3 separate regions of the Mus musculus genome follow, and regions 1 and 3 are each linked to region 2. The links are chromatin loops, found by intact Hi-C in ENCODE. Cell type or tissue: gastrocnemius. All regions are shown on one strand.

The links. A loop is a pair of places that touch in the nucleus more often than their neighbours do. Peaks named below come from ENCODE experiments on the same cell type or tissue, not always from the same donor. Only the 100,000 strongest peaks of a DNase experiment are listed, where the experiment ranks them.
Region 1: a loop joins it to region 2, with 7 times the contacts of the local background. A loop is called at or near these places in 25 of 42 quality-filtered maps.
Region 3: it touches region 2 in a loop (15-fold over the local background); 21 of 42 quality-filtered maps call a loop at or near these places.

The regions. Positions count from the first base shown.
Region 1 is chr4:142,244,660-142,252,659 of GRCm38, reverse strand. No RefSeq gene overlaps it. Among named protein-coding and RNA genes, the nearest start is that of Gm35531, 10 kb to the right of the region's middle. In gastrocnemius, CTCF peaks have their summits at 3,096 and 4,053; DNase peaks (open chromatin) are centred at 3,093, 4,058 and 5,761.
Region 2 is chr4:142,150,649-142,158,648 of GRCm38, reverse strand. It overlaps Kazn (kazrin, periplakin interacting protein), which reads left to right. Exons shown (of 18, transcript NM_144531.3): 7 at 4,049-4,219; 8 at 7,614-7,803. Among named protein-coding and RNA genes, the nearest start is that of Gm35581, 28 kb to the right of the region's middle. In gastrocnemius, no CTCF peak of the experiment used is centred here; DNase peaks (open chromatin) are centred at 1,901 and 4,952.
Region 3 is chr4:143,016,828-143,024,827 of GRCm38, reverse strand. No RefSeq gene overlaps it. Among named protein-coding and RNA genes, the nearest start is that of Mir7021, 120 kb to the left of the region's middle. In gastrocnemius, a CTCF peak has its summit at 3,364 (motif pointing right); DNase peaks (open chromatin) are centred at 3,389 and 3,963.

The sequences.
Region 1 (8,000 bases), 94 kb before region 2:
ATGATGGGGTAGAGGCCCATGTGAATGGCATAGAGTAATACTTTTGTGTCTCATCAGGACATGAACTGACTGTCTTTAGGTAAGATGGGGGAAGGGCTGGTGCCACAGAAAGGACCCATCAGGGGTCCAGGGATCCAAGAATCCCCGACAGAGAGAACACAGAACAATGAGTGTTAGGCATGGGGGTCCACATCAGCCTCCTGGCACTTGGGAGGTGGAGGCAGGAGGATTTAGAGTTCAAGGTTATCCTCCGCTACACAGAGAGGTTACCCTAGGCTGGACCACATGAGACTCTGCCTCAGAAAAACAATATAATAATAATAAAAGCAGTAAGGATAAATGCTCACATTAGGCCCTGGGGACAGAGAGTTCCATTAAGGCTGGCTCCTACCTTCCAGTGACAGGGGCTAGGATCTGACCAAACCCTACAGCTGCAAAAATCCCTGAATCAGCTCCATGGGCTCCTGGGTGTGGCAGAAACCATCTCTACCCAAAGGTCACATCTCTAAACCAAAAGAATGCAGCTTAGCTCACACTGCACCAAACTAAACACATGCTTGCTTGTTTGTCTGGGAAACTTCATGGGGGGTGGGGGGGTGGGGGGGATGTCAGCGCTTCCTGAATATCTGTTCAACAAATCTGCCTCCCGAAACCCATTTCAAAGACAGTTGGAGGGTGATTCAGGGGAAAAGAATTTAGAACACATTCTAATTAGTCCCACTGGGACCAGGGGCCAGGTCAGTCTCCAGCCCTGAGAACCTAAACCCCTTTCCCCTGTCCAGAGAGCAGAATGATGGGCCAGCACTCGGGAAAAGCCCTTTGTGCAGCCCATGGATGTGAAGCCTGGCTCCTTCCTGCCCTTTCCGGGGCCTCTGCAGTTACCAAAGCCCGAGATTTCAAAGTGTCATCTTCATGTACAGAGGTGACGGGGGCGGGCTGGGCTCTGCCTTCAGGATTGGAGAAGCGGGAGCAACCATGGCTGATGTGCCCGAGCATCCGTGGGTGGGTGGCAGGCATGCACAGCCCCTAATTACAGAGAAAGAGACTCAGGCGTGTGCAGGCAGGCCTCCCCAGAGCCCAGGCAGGTGGCCTCCCGGTGAGGAAGGCCCCCAGCTTGGACTCTGAATACAGGAAACTGTCATTGTGCAGGAAGGAATGTTATATAACTCTGAGCCCACAACCTCTGGGAATGTGACCTTGTCTGGCTTTTCTGCCTTGGTCTGCCCACTTGGGAGGGGCAAAGCATAGGGAGGTCTTCGTCCAAGGGGGGGAAAAAAAAGGTGGTCCTCAGCCCCATTAGAGTCATAGCTGTCTAGATGGGGGCTTCTAGACCCCACCCCCTCTGCTCCTCATTCAGGAAGCCCAGGTGTGGCCAAGGTGCTGTATCTCATCTTAGCAGCAGTTGTGTGGGCTCAGATGTGTGCCCCAGGTCCCACGGCCACACTTTGAGGACTCCTGACTCAGGGATTCCAGAAGCAACCTCCGGTGGGTCCTGGATTCACTGTGTGCCCACCCGCCAAGTGTCTGAACCTCTCTGAACCTCCAATCTCCTCTTACCCACACTGCTTTGTCTCTGACCAGCCAAACCACTCCTGGGGGGGGGGGGGTGCCTAATTACTGTTTGTAGGGAGCTGGGAGATTTTTCCCACAGAAGAAGCAGGCCTCTCTTCCTCTGTTGTAACATGCTCAGAGCCGCTGGGGAGCTGACTCTAGGAGAGAGGGGCAATTCAGCATCTATGACCAAACTCCTCTCCATACCTGTTCTTTTTCATTCTTTTCATCCCTTCTTTTTATTTCTTATCTTTGAGTCAATCTAGCTTCAAACCCCCTAAGTAGCCAAGGATGACCTTGAACTTCTAATTGCTCGGCCATCATCTCCCAAGGGCATCATTGCAGGCTTATAGCTCCATGCCCACTTTCATGTGGTACTAGGACTGGAGCCCAGGTCTTGGTGCATACCGGGCAAGCACTTACCAACTTAGGCTTCATTGCCAGCCCTCACACCCATGGTCATTTCTCATCTCAGCATTGGACCAGGACCATCCCACGTACCAGGGTCAGGTTAAGGACAGGCATGGACTCTAAACAATGCAGGCTGAAGGGGTGAATGGACTCTTACTGTCCAGGCTCTGAAGCTGACTGCCTGTGTGGCTGGCTGTCTACAGTGACATGGGCTGTCCCACCCATAATCCTCTTTCCTCTGTATGCAACATCCATGCCAAATACATAGGTCTTCTAACCTCCTCATGCGTCTTAGGAAACAAGCCCAGGACAGCGAGCAGACTCCTAAGTCAAGGGCAAGAGCTGATGGAAGACTGGAGGTCTTATTGCCTCCTATCCACCCGAAGACCTCTGCGTTGCCCAGAGTGACCTTGAACTTATGACCCTCCCGCCTCTACTTCCTAAGCACCAACACCACATAGTGTGTTTTTGTTTCTTGTGTTCCTGCAAGTCATGGTGACAGCAGTGACACTGGCAAAGAGGCAGAGCATGGGGAGGGCGAGACGGGGCAGGGGGTGGGGTTGCAGGGGGGGCGGGAACAGAGCCCAGCCAACTGGGCAGAGCTCAGGAGTGCTGAGAACTCAGCAGGAACCACCAGTGTTGCTGGGACCTGTCCTGGGTCCTTGTGCCATCGCCTGCCTTGCTATGGTTGGCTTAGCCCCTATGCTAGATGCTTGGTTCCCAGCATGGTGCTTCTGGAAGAAGATGGACCCTTGAAATGGAAAGCTGTGCTGGGGGCTTCCAGTCATGGAGGCCTTCCTTAGAAGAATGTTATGCGACCCCCTCACTTCCTCTTCCTCTCTTTCATCTACCAGCTTCTAGAAGAGTGTTGTTTTCCACCACAGGGTCTCCATTGAAGTGCTACACTACCCTCCCCCCATACACACCCGCACCCCACACCTTCACGCAACTCCCCTCCCCAACCTCGCACCATCACATCACAATGCACGCATACCCCAGAGGTGAAACTGCCTCCCATATCAGAGCGAGACATATGCAGACCTCTATACCAGCTGCAAGAGTCCCTTGGGGACTCAGAAAACCTCTCCAGGGCACTGGCTGTGTTTGACTCTTTGCTGCCTCCAGTGGCCACTGTTAAAACGGCAGGCTCACCTCCAACCTCAGGAAGGTCTCTGAGATCATAGGTTGGCTCCTGCGAAGCTTTAAGCATTTTGACTTTCTATACTGAGTATCCTGGGGAGAGGGAGGGGGCAGAGTCTCACAGTGACGCAGCTCCACGGCCTAGGACAGGGCCTGGCTATGGAGTGGCACTTGCTTTTGGGTCAGTGAGTGACTGAAGATGCACTTAGCTAAAGCACTGGTCTCGGTTTAGAAGCTATGTGATCCTGGGCACATCCTTCCATGCCTCTGTGCCTCCGCTGGAGTAATTATGGTGAATGGGAGACTGCATGGTGCACAGACCACGCTTCCTGAGTTTGAATCCCGCTTTCACTTTTTTTCTTGATATGTGTCTAAAAGGAACTTGCTTAACCTCTCTGAAGTTTGTTATTCCTCATTGATAAAAATAAAGACTATAATATTACTTATAGATCTAGGCTGGGGACTAAATGGGGACTAAAGTGATGTGTGTGTGTAATATTATTGATCACCTTTAACAAAAATGATCATGTATATCCACTAATAAACTTATAATATTTGCATATTATGTACTCAGTAAGACCGAGCACAGAAGTGGAAATACTCTATCAACAGTAACTTGTATCTTTATGTGTGTGCACTCTCTGTGTTTATGTATGTGTCTATGTGGGTGCACGTGTGTGCAGGTGCATGGTGCATGCCCACTGGATAATTCTTGGTCACAGAACTGGAGCTCACTGGTTCTGCAAGTCTGGCTGGCAGCAATCCCCGGGGTCTTCCTGCGACTACACTACCACCCCTGGCTGTTTGTGAGGGTGTGAGACATCTGTATGCAGATCTTTAAGCCTTCTCCTCTGCCATGGTAACCATTATCTCTTCTTGAACACTAGCTGGGGTATGGCCCGCAGGAGCCCCGGGACACAGAGCTTTTAAGAGGAGAGGTGCAGTTCCCCTTTTGACCACTGGGGGCAGCCATGCATCAGGAGTGGCTGACTTTTTGCTCACGAGTGTGCAAGGTTTGAGATTGCAGGCTGTAGCAGAGGGCTTACTTAGAATTTGTGAGACCCTGGGCTTGACCTTAGCACTGAGGAAAGAAACATGCCCTTGTGTAGAGGGCAGGTCCCCTCAGCAACCCCCATCCATCCACCATCCCTCTCACCCTGTTTTCTTATCCAGAACATGGGGATATATGTGGCTTTTCAGGGATGAGTGAGCACGGTCCCTGGGGTGATGAAATATTTAGTTTATCACACCTATTGCCAAATTCATACAATGGCTGTTAGTGTGCAGCCAAACTGCATGGGTCTGAGTCTCAGTTCCATTAGGCAGTGGCTGTGTGGCTTTGGGTAAGTGACTCTCTGTGCTGGTGACAGTACCCTTAGCCCTGAGAGAGGGGGTCTATTGTATGAAAAGCATACAAAGTGGTGTCTAATGAATGTTAAGTGCTATATAAATATTTGCCAATGTTATTGTAACATAGATCTTTTGTTCTTTAGTGGTTTTGTTCTGAAAAGCCTCTGTCTTTTAAACTTCTGTTGGAAACCTCCTGACCCACACATAACAAGACTTAGAGGAGAAGAATAATAGGAAGCCCCAATTAGGAAGAGATTTATCCTCTCGTTGTGGAAAGAATCCATCTTGGAGCCCCAGTGTGGTGGCTCATGTCTGCGGTCTCACCCTTTGAGAGGTAGGGTCAGGAGGATCAGGAGTTCAGGGTCATCCTAGGCTACTGAGAGCCTATTTAAAGGAAAAAAATCTGAGCATCCTAGTACAAGTGCATACCATTAATTCCAGAACCTAAGAGGCTGAGCCCACCGGATTCCGTGAGTTCAAGGCCAGCCTGGCCTACCTAGGGCCAAGCCAGTGAGAGGTACAAAAGGAGAGCTTGTCTAGTAAATGTAAACATAAAACTAAAAGCAAAAACAACAATCAACTTGAGGGAGTTGGACTTGATGGTTCCTGTCTGAAATCTCAGCGGGGAGAAACTGAGGCAGAAGAAGAGTATTTCAATGTCGTTCTGGGCAATACAACATGTTCAAAGCCAGCCTGGGCGTGAGGCGCTGCTTTGGAAAGAATGGAACTCGGAGTAGACTGTTGTTGTTCCTATCTGAGAGTCCAGTACTTGGGAAGTAGATGCAGGGGGATTACCAGCAAGTGAAGTCGCTTGCTTGCCACCACACCTGAGAGCAACCTGAGTTGGATAGTTTCTACGAGCTGCCCTCTGACCTTCACAAGTTCACACATGTATCCACAGGCACAACACACACACACACACACACACACACACACACACGGTAATAAAAATATTTTTTAAAAAGAACGTAATGAGACCCTGTCTCAAAACAACTGAACAGTGGACACAGAGGCCAGCTACATCCTGGGAAATGCTTTAATGCCCTCTGTTGCCCAGGGATGGGCCTCAGCCTCTGCCTCTAGACAGACCCTTTGGGGACCACTGAAGGAACAAGACCATGGCCAGGGCATCTGGGACCCCGAGGAGACTGTCAACGGGGCATGGTGAGTCTGTGACAGACTCACAAAAGATTCCAGCTCACAGGGCAGATGGTGAAGGGGAGTTTGGGTCAAATCCTTCACCCACTGAGAACCAGGTCTGAGCAGGGCTGGGAGAAAATCCCATCTAATCCTTCCTGCTGCACCTGTGCCCCAGAGCCCTGCTGGGATCGCCAAGGAACGGAGAGAGGATCAACACTGTCCCCCACCTGTGGCCTCAGCCACAGAGGCAGCCCAGGGCTTGCCAAAGGGCTTCAAAGTCCCTCAGGAGTCCCTAGGAGACAGCAGCTGCAGAGGGACTCTGTATCTCAGGAACGATGGCTCTGGCTCATTACTTAGCTTCTCCTAAGAAATGTCCTTCCCTTGCAGGAGCTGAGGTTCCACTGAGCCAGGCACAGCTCAGAGATTGACAGTCACCTCAGCTCCCAGCAGCCTCTGGTCAATCCAGCCAGCAGCCACCACAAGCATCAGTCAGCGAGGCCAAAGCCGCACAGCTGAAATATATGGCCTGAGACGTGAAACTTGCTCTTGGTTTCCAGAAATGGTGTCTCTGCTTCCTGTGGTGGGAAGCTTCCAAAATGTCCCCCGTGACCCCCATTTTGCTGTATCAACACTAACATTTAGTCTTTCCCAAGGGCACAAGGGACCTAGTGATGCACCCCATGAATAGGATAGGAAAATGGTGATGGGTACCGTTGCTAACGTGAGGACACACTGGCTTTTGCTCTTTTTCAGAGCTCTCTATGGGGCACAGGCTGCAACCCTGAGAGCAGGGGCTTCTGGGATTCCTCCAGGAGGAACCAAATCTCTGCGTGGGAGTGAGCTGGAAACAGGTGCTTTCCAGGTGAACCTTGAGCTGACAGCAGCCGCAGCAGGCACACTGCTGCCACCTACAAGTGATTTAGAACCACAGTGGCCTGCTGAACACCCCCCTCCGCCCCCACCACACTCCATCCTTGCCCACCCCACCCCCCACCCTCTGACATGCCCTACTGTGCCTGCTCCCCTCTCCTGACCACCCATGTTTTGTATCACTATGTCTGGGATGACTTGTTACACAGCAGGAGGAGACTAATGTACTTCCTGTTAATAATTGCAACACACACACACACCACACCACACCCACACACACACCACACCACACCCACACACAGACACACCCCACACCACACACACACACACACACACACACACCCCACACCACACACACACACACACACACACACACACACACCACACACCACACACACACACACACACACACACACACACACCACACCACACCACACACACATACACACATACACACACACACACACACACACCACACACACACACACCTCACACCACACACACACACACACACACACACACACCACACACACACACACCTCACACCACACACACACACACACACACCACACACACACACACACACACACACACACACACCACACACACACACACCTCACACCACACACACACACACACACACACCACACCACACACCACACACACACACACACACACACACACCACACACACACATACCTCACACCACACACACACACACACACACACACACACACACACACACACATACCACACCACACACACATCCACACATACACACACACACACACACACCTCCAAGAGAAAGAATAAAAAAGACAGAGATTAAAAAGCTGGACATAGTAGCTTATACTTCTTATCCCAACACCCAAGAGGAGGAAACAGAAGGATAAGGTGTTTGGGCTAGCTTCAGCTAGATAACAAATGTTAGGCCAGCCTAGCCTACATGAGACACCATTTTAAAAAACAAACACACATGAAAAAGTATTGGGCCCGCTAGACCCCTCTACACACTCTCTAAGCCAATGTTCTGCTCGCTTAGATGTAAAATTAAACAACCATGTTCCCCTGGTCACCCACCAGACCGGGCGCCAACACTGCAGCCCAAGTCTCCAGATTCTCTGAAGTCTTGCTGGAAGGGGAGTAAACAGCAGTTGTCAAGACCTACACCCTTGGCAGGTTCACAGTCCATAGCATGTGGCTACGGTGTATGCTATTGGAATTAGTATGGCCACAGTTAAACCTATTCTGTAGGGATTAGCAGAACCTTGCCTGACTGACTTCTTGGGTTCAAAACCAGCATCACATAAAAACAGGCCCGGGATCCCAGCACTTGGGAGGTAGAAGCAGGAGGGTCAGAAGTTCAAGGTCACCCTTGGTGACATCAGAAATCTTCAGCCAGCCTGAGCTACATGAGACCCTGCCGATAAATAGAAGGGGCTGGAGAGACAGCGTGGTGGAGCAAGAGCTTGCCTTGCAAACCTGGTGACTGGAGTTCTAGCCCTAGAACTCACGAAAGGGTGGAAGGAGAAAAGCAA
Region 2 (8,000 bases):
TAACCACATTATGGAAGTGGGCAGAGTTAGCCAGGAGCATCGAGAGACAGCAGGGCGGTCTGTCTACAGAGAGGGCTCTCCGAGGGCTTCACGGAGGAGGTGCCTCAAGACTTGGGCTCTCTGTTAGTTACTTTTCTCATGATAAAACACCTGATTACAGCAATTTCATGGGGAAGGGGTTTGTTTTGGATCAGAGTTGGAAGATATGGTCCAGTCCGTAGTGGTGGAAGAGATGGGAGGTGGTGGGCCACATCTCATCTGCAGTCAGGAAGCAGAGAGAGATGGATGCTTCACTCACGGTCTCCTTATTCAGTTTGGACCTCTAGCCCATAGGATGGCGCCACCCACATTCAGGGTGGGCCTTTCCACCTCAGTGAACCCCATCTAGAAACTCCCTCACAGAGCCCCCTAGAGACCCATTTCCTGTTGAGTTGACAGTTGAGATTCACCACCCTGGGCTCTGCGAAAGAGAAGGAGTTTCTAATTACGTGATGGATTTGGTCAGTGAGACTCTGTATGGAGTATGCAGGGTGAACTCCTGCCCCAGTTAGAGTCCATTGCTCACGAGCGACTATTGAGAAGGTGTTTCGCCCACTGTTGTGCAGGTCAGAAAAAAAATGGGTCAACGAGATAGCACAGTGAGTAAAGAAGCTTGCTGCTAAGCCTGATAACCTGAGTTTAATTCCTGGGAGTCGCATGATGGGAGGGAAGAAGTGGCTTCTATGAGTTGACCTCTGTCCTCCATATGCCATGTGGGCAGGGCTGCCATTGAGTTGTGTACATGGACCTGAAGTAGAAGTGTTCTTCCATGTGCATCTTCCCTGTGTGTCACTGGGTCTACAGTGCCTGACAATTTGAGGGAAGAAGGGTTTATTTGGGCTCATGGTTTCAGACCGTCATGGAGGGAAGTTAGTAGCCGTGTGAGTATGCAGCAGAGGTGCTCACGTGACCAACCAGGGAGCAGAGCACAAAGGCTGGAGGAAAATGTAACGGATTCAGAGAGCAATGGCTGGAGCGACAGCAGCCTTAAAAACCTCAGAGGCTTTTACCTCTAGTACTCCACCTACTTCTGCCAGCCAGGCCCCACTTCCTGAAGGCTTCACGCTCCCCAAAGAGTGCCACCAGCCAGGGCACAAGCAGGCAGAATGTAAGCCTGTGAGTGGTATTCCTGACTCAAACCTAACAGTTCAGCCTGCAGTTTTGGGGACAGGAGGGCCCAGTGGGTCTTCAGTAGCAGTGGTGGCAGACAGTGCGATGGGCCCAGTCAAGGAGGCCACCTCTGAGCTGCAGTTAGAGGCCAGTTGGCCGAGGCTAGATTGGAATTGACACTATCCTCACGTGCTCACTGCAGGTGACTCTCTGACACATCCCTGGCATGCAGAACTCTTCCTTCCTGAGGTCAAATGGCTCTAAGCAGCAGTACAGGTGTCATCTGCGTACTCTGTATGTCCCCCCCCCCCCCCCCCCGCACTGTTGCTGTGGCATGCATGCATTCAGGCAAGCCAGGGGTGTAGCGTCTGAATGGCTTGTGTCACCCAGGCCCACTTTGCAGACAGCAAGACTAAGATGCTCAAGAGGCTGGTGGCTGATCAACACCAATTAGAAAGAACTTGGGATGCCCCTTATGTGACCTGGGCAGGCGTTCTACCCACATATTTACTGACACCGTGCAGGAACCAAAACCCCAGCCCTGGTTTTATCCAGCCTCTCACGACTTGTGTCTGGTTACCAACACATCATTTGCATTTTATGTTTTAAGGAAGTGAGTAGCATTACTAGAACTCCTCGCTGGTTCCCCAGTCACTGGGCTGCAGGCTCTCAACCTGCCATGGCCCACTGGCTTTTTCTGGAACCTCCCCAGGCCTCAGCTGGAGCAGGTGGGGACAGCAGGGACTCAGAGCTGCTGGCAAAGATAAGACTTGGCCTGTCCAGAAAATTCTCAGAGTTCCGACATCGCAGAAAACTGTGCCAAAGACACATGCCCTGTCCCCTGAGTGCAGCTGGGGACTGTCCACAAACCCAGCTGGAGATGTCCTCATAGCAGGCCAGGCAGCCAGCTCCAAGCTGGATTCGAGATAATCCTGGTACTGAGTCTGAGATACTCTGTCGTCACCACCCCACCACACCCAGTCTCCTGCAGCCTCTCGTCACTGCCCATCTCAGACCCCTGACCTGGCCTGCAAGGCCATAATGATCTAGCCTTGTAGCCTTATCCTGCCCTTGTGAGTTTCAGGCACTTGTCCCTAGGCCCTATCAAATTCTGATCCCCGGGGAAGGAATTCCATAGTTCTGTCTTTGATTCCTCCATGATCAGCAGTGGGCTGAGGGTGCTTATCCTCTGGGCCTCAGTTTACCTCTCTGTAAAACAGGAATAATTGGAGTCTCCACCTCATGGGTGGGTGCGAAGTTCAAGTAAGAGTCATGCATGCAGAGCCTGCAGCACTGCCCAGGACTCTTGGTGACTGCTACTGCTGAGCCTGTTGGCCTCTGCCTGGGAACAGTGTCGTGGAGACACTGAAATACCCACAGACCTTTTTCACCTAGTGTACAGCCCAAGGCTGCTCGCAACCAGCAGAACAGGCGAAACCTCAGCGATAACAAGGATTGAAAGGGTCTTAGTGAGTCTTCCTCCTACCTCAGGGTCACCAGCCAGCTCCCAGGGCTGCCCAGCTCCTCTCCAGGTCTGTTTCTTCAGCATAGCCTCAGCAAGCACAGCATTATCTGGCTGTGTCTGCCTCTCGTTTCTGTTGGTGGGGTGAGCGTCAGGTGTGAGCAAGGACTGGCTGGAGAGAGCGCTAGGCTGTCACCCTAAGCCGGTGTTCCAGGAAGGCTTCTTGGAAGAGGAGGTATAAAGAGGGATCCTAGGGAGTGAGGAGCTTGCTGGCAAAGCCCCAGGTCACAAGGCTATCTCAAAATGCATGCAGGACAGATGGGGAAACTGAGGCCATGCTGACCTGCAGGTATTTGCAGAGCCAGGACTCTCTCTAGAACATTCGACACTGTTGTACATGCTGGAAGCCACATTCACGGAGAAAAGCTGGTACCCCTTGGCCTCCTGGCCTTGCTGGTAGAGACCTTGGATCTGGTTTAGATGTGGTGGTTTGGTGGGATGGGCTGAGTACCCCCAAGGACCATCCTCTTGAGAAGACAGCAGTTTCAATACCACCCCTGTTCAGAGGTCAGGGTCTGCCCTACACCTGGCTGGCACCACCCCTGGCAGCCATGGTTCGTACAGGAAACGGAGAGAGGCCTTGGCTGGTGGCAGGAGGAGTTTCTTCCTCATGAGACTGAGTGTCGCCTTGTAGGGTGGCAGCAGGCTCCTGTGGTAGCCCAGGCGGTCACCGCTTCAGGTGTCTTCCTGTACCTGTTTAGCTTTGACACAGTTCCTCGGGCAGGAGCTGGGCATTCGGAGTTGGCAGAGTGATTGCCTAGCGGGTGGGAGGCCCTGGGCTTTGTCCCCAGCACCACAGCAGAAACCGGGCCAGCACTTGGGAATTGCAGGCAAGAGAACCAGAAGTTTAAGATTATCCTTGGCTACATAAAGAGTTGGGGGCGAGCCTGGGCTCTGTAGGGACCCTGATTCAAAACACAAAACAGAACACCTCAAAGCAATCAACCAGATAGATAGATAGATAGATAGATAGATAGATAGATAGATACATACATACATACATACATACATACATACATACATTAATTAATTAGTTAATTAATTAATTAATTAAATGACAGAGTCTCCTTCACTCCAACCCTTTTCAGACCCTACTGTGCCTTCTCCACATGAGGTTGTTCTGTCCTTGAAAAGAATCATATATATTTCACCCTGCCCCCGTTTTCTGAATAGAGGCAAGCATTTGCCATGCTCTCTCATCGAGAAAGTGGTCTCTGGGGGTGTCCAAGGTGACCACCCCATAGCTTTCCCACCTCACACCAGGGCTTTCAGCCTTGTGTTTGGGATTCCCCATTCCCCTGCCCACCCAGATGAGCCCTTCCCCCCCACCACCACCACCACTTTACAACCCATCCCCCCCTCTCATCCCCACCACAGGAGAGTGAAGACGCAGTCAAAGCACTGGCCAAGGAGAAGGACCTGCTGGAGCGAGAGAAGTGGGAGCTTCGACGGCAGGCCAAGGAAGCCACAGACCATGCTGCGGCCCTGCGCTCCCAGCTGGACCTCAAGGACAACCGCATGAAGGAGCTGGAGGCGGAGCTCGCCATGGTGAGCCCGCACTGGGCACTGGCTGTGGAGGAGCAGCCTGGAGCACTCAGAGCCCCTGAGGGAGAAGGAGGCTAAGGGGAGAGCAGTGGGCTGTGTGACACTCCTGAGTTGGGGACCTCCTGAAGCCCAGGAGCACTGGCTTTCTGGGAGGCCTCACTTGGCCACATGTCCCTACAGACTTCGAAAATGTGGGGCAATGGGAAGGCATATTGTGGTCCAAAATAATCATATTATTTTGGTAAAATATCTAGGAATGTTAACATCTCAGAGTCCGGGGTTACAAATAACAGTATCTACCTATTTGTGTATATACACTCATGTTTCTCATGACATAGTTAGGTATAGCCAGAACACACAAAGATAGAAAGCCTTTGAAAGCCCCCCTGGACCCAGTGTGTGTCACACACACACACACACGCACGCACGCACGCACGCACGCACGCACGCACGCACGCACGCACGCGGTCTCTCTTAGTCCCCCTCCCTTGTGTGACTCTTTAGTAATGGGATATGTTCTCCAGCAGGGTGCCAGCGTTAGCTAACAGTGCACTTACAGACCTTGACCTCTGGCGCCTCCATCCCTGCATATGCCCTGTAGGGCTCTGGGGAGGGTGTAAGGGGAACAGGGAAACAGCTAGTGCTGCATTTGTGTGCTGCACTGACCTGATGGTTTGCAAACTCCTGCTTCAGCATATAGCCACCCAGAGCAGGGCAGCTGCCTTGTGCAATGCTGACCCCTAGTGGTGAAGGCTGTCAAGGCAGGAAGACATCTCAAGTGGATACTTCCTGCAGCCCTGAGAGGGATGGGTGGGAAAGACCCTGGGTGCCCACTTCACCACAGTCCCTGTGGACAGATGGAATACATCTTGGTGCTTTGAGCCCTGGCCTCAGCATCTTAGTTGTTCTCTGATGTTCCCTATATTAAGAAATAAGTCCCCTAGATTCTGCTCCCAATATACAGGTATACAGCCTGCTTTCCTCTAGCCAGAAACTAAGCTCCCCTCCTCCTCCCTGCAGCTTCGGACCCTCTGCTGCTGGGGGGCCTAGAGCTCTGTCACAGGCAACATCTTCCTAGAGGAAGAGGGAGGATGCCTTACAGGGACTCATGATGGCCCCACCTCCTTCAGGCGTCCCTCTGACTCCACATCCTCCTCATCCCCTTTACCACGTGACAGACTTCAGCACAAACAGGCTGTGCTGAGGACAGCCCCAGACCTTTCTGCTATGAGGCCCAGGCTGACCTGAGGAGCCAGCTCTGAGAGTGGAAATCGCTGAGACTGCAGGCAGCCGAGGGCAGATCTGCCTGGCAGAAGCACACAGGGATTCTGGAAGGAAGTCAGGACCCACAAGTGCAGTAGGAAGTTGGGGGCAGGGCATGTGCTCAAGGTCACACAAAGGTTCCATTACAGCAGGGGCCATGTCTGGCTTTAGCTGGGTTTGGGTCATGTGAGCCTAATCATCCCAACTTAGAAATTCCCAAGAGCCCAGTGCTCCAGGATCAGGATGCTCAAAGGAGGGTAGAGGCCAAGAAAAGAGAAGAAGGGCGAGGTCAGGGTTCAAGAGGGGCTCCCAGCATTGGCTCATACACAGTGAGAGAGATACAGTCGGAAACAGTGTCTGTTGCTGGTGGGAGATGGTCCACACAGCCCCAGTGAGCCATCTTTCTCAGAGATTTCATGGCTCACGCCTTTAATCCCGGCACTTGGGAGACAGAGGCGGGTGGATTTCTGAGTTCCAGGCCAGCCTGGTCTACAGAGTGAGTTCCAGGACAGCCAGGGCTACACAGAGAAACCCTGTCTCAGAAAAAAAATAAAATCAGGTTCTATGTGGGCAGAGTTGAGACGCTCCCATGTCTGGTGCCTAAGGGGATTTCCCACTTGTCAGATAGTCACGTCCCACTCCACACAGAGGACGTCCCACTCCACACAGAGGGCCCACCCCTCCTGACCCCGCTAGGGGTGAGGTCCTTCATCAACCAGGGGAGAAACCAGGTGGGAATGGGAGGGCATCGTGTCCAGGCCTCTTCTTGTGTTGCTTGCTTTGTGGGTTGGTCTGGGTGGGTCTCTGCTTTCTGTGTATGTGTGAGGGATGCTCAGGAAAGGGCGGCCATGATGGACCTTTCCTTTCCTCCTCCCACTCCTGCCCTGCCCTGAAAGAGCCTGGAGAGTTACCTGGACTAACTTTGAGTATGCACGAGTCTGTGTCTAATGCAAGCTCCCTTTCTTAGCCAGCAAACTTTAAGAACCTGTCTGGTAAAATCCCACTTCCCACAGTGGGAGTAAGAAGATAACTCATAGCTAAGCTGTCTCTGACCTGTGCCCTTCACAGAGGCACTCTCTCTGCCCCGAGCTGACCCACGTGTAGCACCCAGAATTGTGGCGGCTCCCCTAAAACAGGCCTGTACCTTGAAGCCCAGGCTCTACCAGCCTTGTGTTCCACCAGCTTGGCTCTTCTGAGCTAATGCTTTGTGCTCTGCTTTCTACATGGCGGCCCAGGCTTTCAGCTGCTAACAGAGGGGCCCGGATAACTAACTGTGCATCATGGTGGGGCTGCCCTGTGCATCATGGGGTGTTTGGGTGCTTTCCTGACAGCCTTGGGGCTGACTTCTCTGCCCATGACCCCCACTCTTCCCAAACTCAGGCCGAGACCTGCCTTCTCCCAGGTTTACCCAAGGACACCCCCTACACCTCTTCCTCAGGCCTATCAGACCTTGATCTGCAGGCAGCCAGGAGGAGGCTCTGATTTCACCCTGGCCAGAGCCTGCGCATAGAAGACCTCAAAGCCTGCCAACACAGTGACACACTTCACACCTCCTAATAGTGCCACTCCCTATGGCCAGGCATTCAAACACATGAGTCTACGGGGGCCATACCTTTTCAAACCACCACAATGTGTTAAAGTGGAGACAGGATCCCTGGGACTTACTAGCGCAACAGCTTTAATCTCATTGGCAAGCTTCAGAGAGAGATCCTGTTTCAAGAAACGAGGTGGGTGGCTCCTGAGGAGCAATACTGTCATCTTGATGTACAACCGTCACACAAACAAGCATGTGCATACATGGGCACACACCACACACACACACACAGAGAGAGAGAGAGAGAGAGAGAGAGAGAGAGAGAGAGAGAGAGTCCTGACGTGTCCTTGGAGAACCCAGAACCCAGAAGTGATGCCCGCACTTGGGTTCCCCCATATGTGGTCTCACCTTGCTCTTAGTGGGAACTGAAGGTGAGACCCTACTGAGCGTGGGTGAGACTTGCATCACTTTCTGGTGGCTCACTGGTGCAGAAGTAGAATTCTCGGCCTTCTTGCCATGGTGAGAAGAGGTGCCAGGCAGCTGCCCGAGAGGTCCCTCTTGGTTACATTTTCTTCTTCCTTTCTCCTGCTCTTACTCCAGGCCAAGCAGTCCTTAGCCACTCTGACCAAGGATGTCCCCAAGAGGCATTCCCTCGCCATGCCCGGTGAGACGGTGCTCAATGGCAACCAGGAATGGGTGGTGCAGGCTGACCTCCCACTGACTGCTGCCATCCGGCAAAGCCAACAGACTCTCTACCACTCACACCCTCCCCACCCTGCAGACCGGCAAGGTGAGTCCTGCCCAGCTTGGGCCAGCAATAAGGGGGAGTCACAGGAGGAGGCCACTGGATGCAGTGGGAAAGGCAGCTTCTTTGTTCATACCACGGCAGCCTGGGGCAGCACAGGACAAACTATGATGACTAGTCTAACTGAACCTACTTAGAGATGGCCTTCATGCATAGCTGAATCCAGAGACTCAACTGTGCCT
Region 3 (8,000 bases), 870 kb before region 2:
CAGTAAAGTGGGATAAGAATATTCGCGTCCTAACGTGAAAGTTGAATTAGCTAATTGACCACAGAGCTTGATACAATTTGACATATGCTCAAAAAAATAGTGATTAGGGTTGTTCATTCTTCAATAACCTTTAAATTAATGTTAAGTTATTACATAAGGGCTGGGGATGTGATTTAATAGCAGAACAGTATAGGACTCAATAGTAGAGCATTTGCTCAGATTGCATGATCCCCAAGGCAAAAATATACCATACATAAACTACTATCTATTATATAATTAATAACCTATAACCAAATAAATTAAAAGCTATTCTGGTTAGATCAGATGCAATTGTGTGCAAGTGTGTTACTGTGTTACTCAGGAGACTGATGTGGGAGGCTCACATACACTCAGAACACAACCCAAGAAGCCAGAAGAAGGAATTGAGATGAAATATGAATGCATAGAACCCCTATTCATTCATTGAATTATAGCGGAAAAGTTCTCAAGCCTAGGGAAGAAACAGACAGGCAAGCACAGTAACCATTAGGACCCCAGACAGACACAGACAGAAAAGAACTCTACAACACTCACTTAAAATGCCAAGACTGCAGAACAAAGACCGTTAAATGATGGAAGGAAAGCTCATCAGAGTAACACCAAGAAACCTTAAAAGCTGGAAATTCATGCAGTGATATATTTTAAGCCCTGAAAGTCAATAATTGCCAACAGAGATTATTATATCCAGTGATCTTTAAAAATTGATAAGGAAATAAAGACCTCATCAGGCAAGCACTAAATTAAGCAGTTTGTGATCATCAGTTATCTCAGCCAGGGCAACATAGGCAAGAATAGGTTCTATGGGAAGAATCAATGGATAAGTGAGATTTAGGAAATACTCAATCATATCCAAGACCGTAGACTAGGGGTCAAGTTCGAATAGATTAGAATAAAGAGTATTTGAACCAATCCTGAAAAACATGGCCAACGGAACCACAGGAACCCTCTCCATAAGCAACTTAATGATATAGTGTAGCAGGCTGAGTAAACAAACCTAAAGCAAAGTAAGCAACTTAATGATACAGTGTAGCAGGCTGAGCAAACAAACCTAAAGCAAAGAGCCAGACAAAGCCTAAGTGCTCATCCTCTGTGAGAGAACACACCTCACAGGCAAAGACATACACAGACGGAGTGAATGGGTGTAGTCAAGATGGCAAGTTATAAAAAACCAGAAGGTGCTACCCTCAGACCTGGTGATGTAAACTGCAGACAAAATTAATCAGAGATAGTCAAAGCCACTGCTTGTTGATAAAGGGAAACCCATTCAGAAGATATCACTAGTATAAATGTGTATGCAACAAACATTGACAAAATCAATCTTACGAAGTAGCGCTGCTAGAAGTAAAGGGACTGATAGGTCTGGATATTATAGTGTGGGATTTCAACCCAAATAGATAATGCAGGCCCAAAACTCTTTCAGTTAAATTGCACTATAGATCCAATGTATTTACAAATCATCTACAGAATATTTTACCCAATAGCTGTGGATACACATGCAGCTGGCCACAGAACATTGAATGGAGCAAGACTTGGCAAAAACACCTCCCCAAAACCCCAAAACAAAACAAAACAAAACCAAATAAACCCCTCCCAACAAAACCAACCAACCAAAACAAACTCTCCAAACCTTCAAAACTTCAATTTTATCAGATTGCAATGAAACACATTTGGATATCAGTAGTAACAGAAACTACTAATACACTATACTAAACAATATGTGATTGAATGAACAATGGGGTCTTTGGAAAAATCAGGGAGGGATTGAAAGAATTCCTGGGATAAAATGAAAGTGAAAAGGACTTATCAGAATGGTTAACTTACAGCAATGGGAGTCCCAAAATAGTTATGAGTGATTATGTTAAAAAATAAATGTTTGGGCCAGCAAGATGGCTCAGAGGGTAAAGGCACTTGCAGCCAAGCCTTGATGGCTTGAGTTCTGGTGGAGGCAGAGAACCAACCGACTCTTGTCTTTGGATCTTTGCATGTGCAGCATGGCATGTGTGCATGAGAGGGCACATGACTGCATGAGTGCATATGCACACACACATACATTAAATAAATATCTAAAAAGCCAGATTCTAAATAAACAACTTAATAATTTATCTCAAGGTCCTAGATAAAGCAGAACAAGTTAAATCCCAAATCAGTAGGTAGAAAAAAATAATACAGATTATGGAAGAAAGAAATGAAAGGGATGTTAAAAGAATAATACAAGGTGCTAGAGAGAAGGTTCGGTGATTAAGAGCATTGGCTGGTCTTCTAGGAGAGCAGGGTTCAATTCTCACACCCACAGGGTAGCTCACAACTACCTGTAACCCCAGTTCTAGGAGATCTGGAAGCCTCGCACATATGTCATAATCCCTTAAGAACAACATCCAAAGCTGACCTCTGGCCCTATATGAATGTGCACAGATGTGTATGAACATCTGCACATATAGGAACTCTCTGGAGCACACACACATTTCATGTACCATGGGCTTGCTCACCTGTGTGGTCTACAGAGTTCTAAGCATGTTGAAGGTGGACAGGGCTAAGTGACAATGTTTGGTGGACAGCCAATACATTTTTTGACTTAAAATAATTTCAGCTCAGTGGGATTATGGAGCCGTCATCTGTGGAAAGTGAAGCAGTGTAGACTGGGGTGTGTGTGTGTGTGAGGGGCTGAGCAGAGGGACCCACAGGTAGGAGGATCTTGAAGAAGAGATAGTGGTTCTGGCCTCAGGAAGTCACAAAGTCACCCCTGGACAGTGTGGGACATGAACCCTCTTCTGGGGCTGACTGAAGCTAGACAGAAGGGAAGTATGAATCTCCGTGCTCCCAACATGTTTGGTGCTCATCAGCTGGAGGTGGGTGGTTTTCACTATGATGGTCAGCTTAATGGTTGCTGCTTCAGAAGGACTGGCATGCTGAGCCTCCTTCAGGGGTATCGGTGGGGCCCTCACTATCTTGCACCATGAAGATGCAACTGTGCATTGCTCTGGCCATGCTCCCTGAAGGCATCTTCCTCCCGGCACCATGATCTGCATAATTCTGGTGCTCAGTGGCATAGTGGAGGACTAGCAATGTGGGACGCACCCCGTGTAACCTCTAGAACAGGAGCTAGGCCTTTGTCACCCCACCCGCAGGCCAAGCACAGCACCACATTGTCTGGAGCTCTAGGACTGGAATTACATGCTTTTCCATGTGTCTTTTAAATTAGCTGTGTCCACTCTGCATTGTCTGGGGTCTTAGGAACTGCACAGTACTCTTCATTCCTGAGCTTTTCCAACCTCACTCTGTCTTTCCTGATTAACGTGGTTATTGAGCTTGGAGTCCAGGAGGGGGCGGTAGAGGACAGTAGAAAGAACGCCCCGAGTTAGCTGAGCAGCCACATCTGTGCTGCCCTTGCTGCTATCAATGGGGTCCTTTGGTGCAGCTGTGCTTAACCCTCTGAGGCAGTGCCAGCTTTCCCTGTACCCCACTTCTCTTCCCTCCCTTTCCACTCTGGTCTGGCCCCTTTCCTCTCTGGTTCCTCTCTTCCTTCACTCCTGTCTCTCGCCTTTTTCTGCCTCAGGGACCCCCGTCTCTCTCCTTGCTCCCTTTCTCTAATGGTACCTGAGTTGCTCTTGAAGGATGCCTGGGGACCAGGAAGGAAAGGTGACAGGAGTGAAAAACAGGAGACAGGAATGTGAGGGACCGGGGCGGATCTCACAGCTCCTTCTCTGGGCTTCCCCTGACCTGATTCTATCTGCCTTCCATGCTCTCAGCAACAACAGTGGCTTTCCATACCTGCTCTGCAGGAGGAGTACTGCAGGACTGACCGTGTGGGAAGCCAAGTTCACTGACCTGGCCTAAGAGTATGGACCACTGAGGTGGAAACTGGTGGTATACAAGCTGGTGTGGCCTCGCCATGGCAACACAGGCCAGCAATGAAACCAGAATCTGTAGCCAGGATGGGCCACTGCCAACCTCAGATGTTCCCCACAGCAGCCTGTCTCCACATGCGGGCCATCTGACACTTAGCACGTGGCTCATCTGATGTGCTTGCTGTGGGTGTTAGAGCCACATACTGGGTTTTTAAGGAATTGGAATGAAAAAGTAAATATAAAAGTATGACACTAATGTTGTTTTATATTAGTAATGTGCTAACATGATTAGTTTCAGTTATATGGCATCAATAATGGCTATTAAAGTTAATTGCACCTTTCCGTGTTTTAAGAAATACAAGAAAATATAAAGTCCCAGATGTAGCTTACATTGTAGTTTTAACGGTCAGTGCTGGTCTGGAATTTATGGCCCACCACCTTATTCTTTATCGTCTTCCCTTTCAATTGCAAAGAGACAGGTTCTCCATATGTTATCCAGTCTGGTGTCACACTCCTGGGCTCAAGAGAGATCTTCATGCCTAAGTCTCCTGAGAAGTTGAGACGACTGACATATACCATGATGCTTTGCTTTCAAAATTTATTTTAAACCACCCTGATCTATACTGTGTGTATTTAGATGTCTTGCTGTGGCCACATGACCAGGTGCCCATTCTTGCCACCCTGCAGGGAAGGAAGAGTCTCTTTTAGAATTTTCTCCTGGGGAGTTGTAAGCAATGCCTACCCCGTCTCATAAGATCCCAAGAACGAACCAAACTGTTGCTTTGCCAAAATGCATCCTGGGAGTCAATGAATTTATTAGGGTCATTGGTAAAGCATTGGTTACAGGCAGGAGGGTCAATGACCATAAAGTAGCCTCAGAGGAAGGCTTGTGGCTAGTGTGGATGGGAGCTCCCTTGTCAAGACTGCAAGATGGAGCACCCTCCTGTTAGCTTTTCCTAGTCTCTGTGCCTAGCCCTTCCAGCAGGACCCCTCTCCACTTCCAATGACTCTCCCCACCCACTCCTTTTGTGAGGGACTGCCATTCACCAACAAGCCTAATGGTGATAGACTCTTGAACGTGGGCACAGTTGATCTGGTAAAGATGGCACCTGCCGTGCTCCAGGACCAGGTCCTTCAGAATTGGAAAGACTATGCTGAGGAACTTCCAGGCTTCAGAAGATCCTCCTCCAACCCAGAGGGGTCTTGGGACAATAAAGGGAACCACCCTTGGGAACCACAAGCATTAAGCAATGTAGCCATGGAGACTGTGTGGCCTGAAGGCAAATGAAGGGGCCTTGGAACATCACAGTGTCACAGTCAATTCACTTCTGAGCCTCCCTCTCCCCACCTGGAAAACTGAAGCAGGATTGTGACCTACTTGCTCCCTGGTTATCCTGTAGAGCCCAGAGTTGTTAAATCCATCCTGAGTATAGGAATGGCGTCTGTGAAGGTCTGCTTTCGAAACCAGCCAGGGACTGGGGTGTGAATTCAGATCTCAGGACCAGTTTTTCTAAGACCAGAGAGGGGGCTTTGTCAGGCAGGAGTCTATATGCTAAGCCCAGATGTGGTGCTCTGCACACCTGCCCAGGTAGCAGCTGCTTTTCTCCTGATAGGCTTGTGACGTTGTATTGTAGCACATGCTTCCTGAAATGTCCAAGGGGTAGGAAAATGAAGGAGCCTGTCCATCCTTCTTAGGGCTCTGTGCATCACTGGTCCCCAAAGGCCAGAATGGGAACTATGGAAACCAGGAGGCCAGAGGTCCCTCTCCCTCTCCCTCATCTCCCTCCTCTCCCTCTCCCTCCTTTCCCTCTCCCTCCTCTCCCTCTCCCTCCTCTCCCTCTCCCTCTCCCTCTCCCTCTCCCTCTCCCTCTCCCTCTCCCTCTCCCTCTCCCTCTCCCTCTCCCTCTCCCTCTCCCTCTCCCTCTCCCTCTCCCTCTCCCTCTCCCTCTCCCTCTTCCTCTCCCTCCCGTCGAACTGTAGGTCTCCTGGTGCTTCCTCCTTGCCCCCTCAACTCTATTATCCCCAAGGTGGTCATTTCTTGCTGTGATTTCTTGTGGAGAAAATGGTTAGTTTGAGAGTCTGGGTTTAAGTAGCTAAGTGGTGGCTCCTGCCCCTGGGAAGCTTGCATCCTGAAGGCAGTTCAACAAAGGCTGCTAAAGCTGTCATCCTTTAGGGAACCCAGGGATGGCTGCTCAGTTCTTGGGATGTCTTCCAGGTTTATAGTAAAGAAAACAGGACCATCGGGAGAGATGATTTGCATTCGTGGCAAGCGACCCCTGGCATTCCCAAGCTCAGAGTGGGGTGGGGTGGGCAGGTTTGCTGGATTGTAAAGAAGCCCTGGGAGACTCAGAGCTTTGGAACTTTCACTGCGGGTCCTGATGTGCAGTAACTCCACCCCTTCTGGTGTCTGCTGTTCAAACTCTAACCATGTCCCCACCAGTTAATTTTACTGTTCTCCATTGTTAGGGACCCCCCCCCCCCGCCTTCCCTTCACCTCCGGAAGCTTTTTTGTGCCACCGGCTCTGTTTTCTCATTGGTCTCTCTTCTGCTCCTTTCTCACTCTTGGGGCTTGTCCCTTCTGGTCTTCACTTGTTAGGTTAGAGCATAATTCCTGGACAGTGCATCAAGCCAGGCTCAGCCATTCATTCTCAGAGAGAGAGAGAGAGAGAGAGAGAGAGAGAGAGAGAGAGAGAGAGAGAGAGAGAGATTGATTTAATATGACCACACTGGGAAGAGGACCACAGCTTACCAGTGATCTCCCTAACCCTTAGTCCATCTTAGGGGGGCCTAGAATGAGGTTTCGGTTGGGAGGGCGAGCGGTAGGCATAGCTAAGCAGTCCCTGTGGATGTGGCCCTGCCTCTGGTCTCTCTGTGAGGTGGTCTGACAAGCTGTAAGTCTCTCTTCTGGAGACAAATTCCCACTCTGGCGGGCGACAGTCTCTGGGCTCTCTCCTCCTCCCAGCGTGAGACTTCCGGGGAAGTGTCTGTTCACCGGTGGCGGTGGCGCTGTCTCAAGGGTCTGGTAGCCGAAGGGAAGCACACAAGGGTCTGTTTAGAATATTCATGCCTGCCAAGCTGGTTACAGCAAGGCTACCAGGGATGCTCATGTTGTCAAAGCCTTTTGCTTGACTCCTTAGTGGCAGCGACACAGATGATGGACTGTCTTGTCCTTGAGATGACCTCTCTTCTTCCTTGGTAGATGCTAGGCCACTGTTTTTCCCTCCCTAGTTGACTTCCTCCAGCCTCAGATTCAAACGCCGTGTGCTTGCTAATGCCTCGCAAATCTACAGCTGCAGCCAAGCTAAAACTGCCTACAGGTGATCTCTTCTCTCTCTCTTTGTGTCTCTGTCTCTGTGTCTCTCTCTCTCCCTCCCTTTCTCTCTCTTTCTCTCTATTCCTTTCCCTTTCCCTCCCTCCATCTCCCTCTTCATCTCCCTCCCTCCCTCCCTCCCTCTCCCCTCTCTCCCCTCCCTTTCTCTCTCTCTCCCCCCCCCCCTCTCTCTCTCTCTCTCTCCTTTCCCTCTCTCTCTCCTTTCCCTCTCCCTCCCTCCCTCTCCCTCTCCCTCTCTGGTGTGTTATATGTGTCTGCATGTGCACATGTGTATATGAAGCCCAGAGGCTGATGTTAGCCCCACCCTCACTGAGCCCACCAATTCAGCAAGATGAGCTGGCTGGCAAGCTCCAGTGATCCTCAGTCTTGACTTCCCCAGGGCTGGGGTACAGGCGCACACCACCACACCTGATGGGGGTACAGGCGCACACCACCACACCTGATGTTTCGTGTGAGCCTTGGAGATTCAAATGCAGGCGCTCATGCCTTGATGGCAAGCATTTTACTAACTGAGCCCTTGCCCCTGCCCACTGTGTGGGTGTCTAGCTGGCATCTCAAACTGCAGGATACTTGGTTTCCACCCCACACATTCTTCTCCACCAATTTCCTCCAGTTATTTATTGAACAAATATATTATTCTGGCTGTATTATTATTTGCTGTATGCAAGAGAATCTTTTTTTATTAGATATTTTCTTTATTTACATTTCAAATGCTATTCCGAAAGTCCCCTATATCCTCCCCTCACCCTGCTCCCCAACCCACTCACTCCTGCTTCTTGGCCCTG